2 separate regions of the Mus musculus genome follow, and region 1 is linked to region 2. A link is a loop called in an ENCODE intact Hi-C map of the cell type or tissue named here. Cell type or tissue: left cerebral cortex. All regions are shown on one strand. Links, peaks and the distances in the headings refer to the core of each region. The heading gives the core; the rest is flanking DNA.

Region 1 (2,916 bases), core at 179-2,678, 72 kb after region 2:
GATTTTAACTTTGAATTCCTTGCCAGATTCCCAACTTAGTGTGACTACAATCCTAATCACAGCCCTCACTGTGAGACTGTGAGTGGGGCCTATTCCAACAAGATCTCCTCCCCACATGCCCAACATCACCCTCAAAAATCACAAGAAGGGGCTCGGCCTTATTTCAGAGCATAAAGGCAATAAGAGAAGTTTCCTTGGGTATGGTAATTTGAAATTTAAAGATGTTTCTGTTTTACCATGTTAAATGACCATAAGATACAAGAACAGGCCTAACAAGTCTCACTGTGTACAGCAAGCCAAGAAACCAAATGGAATGACTTGGTAATGTTTATCCCTATAGAAAATGGTAGCATTAAGACCAATACTTGGTAGGTCATGGTGGTACATGTCCTTTAATGACAGTATTCAGGAGGCAGAGGTAGGTGGGTCTTAGAGTTGGAGCCTCGTCTATAGGGCATCCAGGGCTACACAGAGAAGCTCTGCATTAAAAACAAACAAACAAACACACTAAAAACCCAAAACCTCATTCAGTATTATACAGAGCAAGTCACTGGTCAACCTTTCAGACTGTGGATGTTTTTAAGTGGTTGGAACCACACGTGCAACAAGCTATACGAAGAATGGTGTCTCTATTCTACTCGCATACTCCGTTGCCTGACCAAATTTTAACACCTGAACTTTTAATGCCTGGCCTTCTTGTTGAATCGACTATCATACAGTTCTATGAGTAGAAGTATCCTGCCTGGGAAAATTCAGAATAACGTGGCTGACAGAGACTTGCAGTCAAGGAGAAAGTAGCAGAATGATACCGTGTTAGGGAGACTTGTATGCAAAAGACCAAGTAGGCCAGGAGAACAGAAGTTAGAGAGGAGAGGCATGTGCTCAGACAAGCATAGGGGATCCTACCAGCCATATGCACTGCTGTTGCTGCTTGGGAGGTCACTGGATTCTCAGACCAAATGCTGTGAGCAAGGGGCCAAGGGGCCAAGTTTCTAAAGGCTCCACTAATGTTAGGAAACAAATCAACAAACAGAATGGAGCGCATGTCAAGAGCTGAGCAAATGATTCATGGTATTTGTAAGCATCCAGCAAAATGTCGGATAGATATAAAGGAAACAGTACATGCTAGCCTCCTATCCCCAACAGATGAACAAAACAGCCCACAAAACCCATAACCACACTTATATTATGGACTTTAATAAACAGCGAAGACTGGAATCACCAGGTAGGAGTCTGAGGTTCTATTATTCTTGTTGCTTGTGCCTCAGGGAAATTTTCTCCAACCCTCTAGACCAGATCTAGAACATGCAGTCTGATCTCAGAAGATCCAGTGTTCAAAGTTGTTTAAAAACAGAACATAGACCATTAAGGTAAATGAAATTCAACACAATGGCACTTATAATCCACGCAGAACAAGCTCATCCATATGCTTCTTATAGACGTGGGAGAATAGAGTGGTTTAGGAATTCACACCGAGAGCTTTCTAGGAGGTTTTTGGACTGATTTACAGGAGTCAGCCTTCCTGTTGAACAAGTTGAACAAATAACCTTCAGGAGAGGTTGTGTTTCTATTACTCAGGTTGGCAGCAGCCCAAGGATCACACCCATTTGCAAAGCATAGCGAACCTCAAATATGGTAATGTAAATACATAAACGGTAGTGTCTTATTGAGAAAGCATACACACAAGTTAAAAATACATCACTTTGGGACAACCAAAAAAACAATGGCTTTGTACCTTCCCATTATTTCTGACACCACTGTGTTTTCTTCACTTTTTAAAAAATCTTCTCTTTTCTATATTTTCTCCCATGAATGTTTGAGAACTTCCACAGTGTGTCTGTACATTTGTTAAGACAGGTTTTTTTGAGAGTGAGATTCCTACACAGCACAGGGTTAGCTTTCTCTGAGTCAAAGCCCACTTACTACCAGTGTGGAGCGGGACTAAAGGCAGCAAGTGTGCTCTCTCCTACAGTCTCTTCTGCCCAATAGGACATCTTGAATTCAAAGACCCTGTTTACATCTCAGCCACTATCTCTCTTCACTATCCACCTTTCCCCCTTTTCTTCTCATCCATCCTTGCTTGAACAATAGTGTAGCACATACCTGGCCTAACGTGTGGGCCAATAGAAATACACCTACATTACAATCACCTCCTCCTTAAGTCTCCCTAGTTCATTCTTTTTCTGCTTGGCAAACTGTTGCTTCTGGAAAACAAGCCCTTTCAACACATTTCGAAGTACAACATGATATGTGTGCACACAGAGGAAAACTAAAGTAATAGAGACTTCTACTTCATCTTTTCTCCCCAAGCAGGTTATATTGACAGATGTTTGAAAACCAAGGCCACAGTACCACCCCCCAGCAAAAAGGCAGAGATGCCCAAAGTTGTCTTTGTAACCAAGTCACATCTTGAGGGGCAGAATATGGAATGAGTAAGAAACCCTACAAAATCTAAGAATTTTGTAACCCATGTTCATACAGGAAGTGGAAGAAATCAAATATAAAAAGATGCCCAGTTGCAAATGTCTTTGCATTGTACTAATACAGTTTTCATTATCTTTAAATTGAAGGACATTCCCTTCCCCTCAATCCACAGGAAGGTTCTGTGCACCACCAGAAGTGAACTCAGCCCTGCTCCATTACGACCAGCAGCTGATTTTCTCTGTTAGCTTAATCTGTCAAACCACTTGATTGAGTTGAAAGAGAGACCAGAAACTCATGTAAGGAAAGGATAAATGTTAGAAGTTTCTTCTTGGTTGAGAGAAAGTGTAGTGCTTGGGGAAGTGGCTGCATTTGTTGTGAAAGTCTGGGTTGAAGCCTTGTTGAGCCATGGATGTGACTCAATGTAGAGTATCCCTGAAACCCTCAGGATAGACTAACGACTTGAGACTTGCCACACCTGCCAAATCTTCTGCA
Region 2 (2,916 bases), core at 129-2,628:
TGGATGTTGGAATTCTTTGACTTGGGTTTCCACAGGCTCAATTATACCCACATATATTTTATGCTGGCCTCAATATTTGATTTTCCTTTTAACATCAGTAAAATGATTGTCAGCAGCTTTTCCCATAGCAGACAAGCTATTGAAAGACTTGGCCTCACCACATGAAGACATCTGAGAGCTTAAAAATAGGAACGGCTGCTGTGTTGATAGGTTAAGAATCAAGCAGAACTTTCTGTGGCTTTGGCTGGCTCACTAAAAGATATGGACTCATACTGCCCGTCATTAACTACCACATAGGTTGCCCTGCTTATGCTGAAAGAGATCTGAGAGGCCTGTAGATATTCCCCATATTACACATTCTCTTCAAGCTGAGGAGGAGAAAGGGATGAAGGACAGGTTCACATGGGAAGTGTGTATGTGTACATGTGTAATAATTCTTGAAAACCTCTTTATTTTAAGCCCTTCATGATAAAGTAAGTACAGAAGGTAGACAAGGCATCAGAGCTCCAAAGGGCAATAGGAGTTGTTATTTTTACTTAAGTCTTTTTTTTGTTTTTGTTTTGAATTAAATATTTTCTTTATTTACATTTCAAATGCTATCAGTATCCACTGGCCAGAATTAGAAAACACCTCCATTTGACTCGATTTGAATGACTCATAATCATTGCAAAGCTTTAAAGCAAAAACAGCTCTAAACAGAGAGGCTTGGTTTTACTACAAAAGCTGGACATTATAGACTTTGCTAGATGTAAATGCCCTGAGGCTCTAGGGACTGTAAGCTTGAGCCTGGCTCTAAAGAACTTTCTTGGAGATTTGGCTGCATTGCTCAAAATCAGGCCAATCATGTTATTCCAGATCTCCAGTGAGGCAATGGTAAGAAACATGTTTCGTCAGAGGGAAAGCTGCATGGCAAAATTCTCCACTTCTGAAAGAAATCATACATGTAGACACAGACACGGGCACAGAAATGTGCATACACAGACACACACTGCTCATTCCACCGGCAAGCACAATCGGAAGTCACTATGTAAACATGAGAGAAGAGATGGAGCCACTTCCAACTCCCCATGCCTTCCTTCCGGGATCAGGCTATTCTTGTGTTGCTGGTGCCCACAGATGTGCAGGGGTGCACACTGAAACCTCATGCTCCTGTCTCAGCTTCATGAAGAAGCTACTCATGTTTCAATACTAAGACGACTTGCAGGAAGCAGCTGTTCGAAGCCACCCATGAGCATTTCTCAGGCTTGGAACTTCAGTCTCACTTTCACAAGGTGTAATGCCCAGTAACTTAAATTCCAGAGCACTGGGGAAAAAAATCGTTGACAATTCTCACTCAGCCCAAAATAGCATACACAGCCTGTTTGATCTACATGGGCTGGCTTCTGAAAATACCACTGAGTTGGAAAATTTTTCAAGAATTTGAGAATCAAAATTCTGCTTCTTCTCTCTTAAGGATCAAGTATTTGTACAAAGCTTGGAAATAATTCTATCACATACAGATTTTACTAATCTTTGACATGACTATTTTCTAAGAATTGTAGATAGGCCTTTTTTCTTTCTCTTTCTTTTTCTTTTTGGTAACTACAAAGCCATGTCTTTGGAAGAAAGTTGTTATCTTTCTCCTGTGGTTTGGTTTTAAAACCATACCAGTTGCCATATTTCTATATTTCTTTCATTTGCACTTGCTACACAAACTTACAAAAAACAACAACACAACAACAACAAAAAACCCCAAAAACAAAGAAACAAAACAAAACCTTGACCTGAATTTCTGAACTTTGAATCTTAAATTATAAGAAATAAGCACACTGCCCTTCAAATTCAGTATAATTGGAATTAATATATAGATATACACATTTTAAATTATTTCCTGCTTCTGTTTGATATTGGAGACTGAATCTAGGCAAGCATCCCCATTACTGCTGTTTCTCCAGCCCGGCTTCCCAGTAACTTGGCCAAGCTAGTCTTGAACTCACTCTGCAACCCAGGCCTCAAACCTGTTTGTTACCCTAATGTCTCAACTTCCTAAGTGGCAGGGATTAGACTCCTGTATAACTAAGCAAGCTTGATTTAGACATAATTCTTAAAAAAAAAAGACAACATCACATTTCCCATACTGATCTTTATCCAGAGGACTTATGTCCCTTCAATGGCTATAGCTAGCTACCAAATCTGAGCTTTGGGGGGAAAAACAATTAGCTTTAGATTGCTAATTATTCATCCAGTGTAAAGGGATTCTCAGTCATGATAATATATATATTCCTACATTTTCTAATATGAATTCTTTCAGATAAAAAAAAATCCTCTAGTGACAAGGCAGGAAAGTGCAGAGGCCCCTCCCTCGTGTATTCTTGCTGAGGCCATTTAGGTTGAACTAGAATTTGACCTCCTTGATTGTTAATCCTACGGAAAATTACCAGACTCTATCCTAGGAACTCAAGGTCAGGATAGTCTAGCTAACTTATCTAGTGTCTGTTAAACTGCCTGTTTATGTAGAAACTCCTTCCAGCTAACCCCTTACCTTTGCTTCTGTTAAACTACTTGCTTCTGCAAAGTTCCCTACAGCTGCCAATGAGATGCCAGATGTGGTTTTTCCCTTCAAAAACCCTGTGCTCTAGACACCACAGGCTGTACCTAGTTCCAGGAACACTTGGATGTAGTCCTAGTTGGCTACAATGAAGACCTTCAATAAACTGTGTTTGAGTGATCATCTCTGGTGGGCTACCCATAAAAAAAGAAAATATATGCTATACTCTGAAGAAGTCACACTGAATACATAATTTTCTCAGGAGTTTTTGTTAGCCTATACAAATTAACACTCTTTTACAACTATAATTGAAGTGTATCTCAGTTTGGAGAGTTACGATCTTGATATTTTTGACAGTTCTAATGTATAGAATTTGTTTAGCTCAAGAA

Evidence for each region. Hi-C counts contacts between places; a loop is a spot of excess contacts. Peaks named below come from ENCODE experiments on the same cell type or tissue, not always from the same donor. Only the 100,000 strongest peaks of a DNase experiment are listed, where the experiment ranks them.
Region 1: it touches region 2 in a loop (2.3-fold over the local background); 3 of 42 quality-filtered maps call a loop at or near these places.

The regions. Positions count from the first base shown.
Region 1 is chr1:22,798,910-22,801,825 of GRCm38, forward strand. The region is part of intron 1 of Rims1 (regulating synaptic membrane exocytosis 1); the gene reads right to left. Among named protein-coding and RNA genes, the nearest start is that of Rims1, 5.8 kb to the right of the region's middle. In left cerebral cortex, for the core only: no CTCF peak of the experiment used is centred there; DNase peaks (open chromatin) are centred at 1,490 and 1,892.
Region 2 is chr1:22,727,149-22,730,064 of GRCm38, forward strand. The region is part of intron 1 of Rims1 (regulating synaptic membrane exocytosis 1); the gene reads right to left. Among named protein-coding and RNA genes, the nearest start is that of Rims1, 78 kb to the right of the region's middle. In left cerebral cortex, for the core only: no CTCF peak of the experiment used is centred there; a DNase peak (open chromatin) is centred at 1,275; H3K27ac peaks cover 2,147 bases.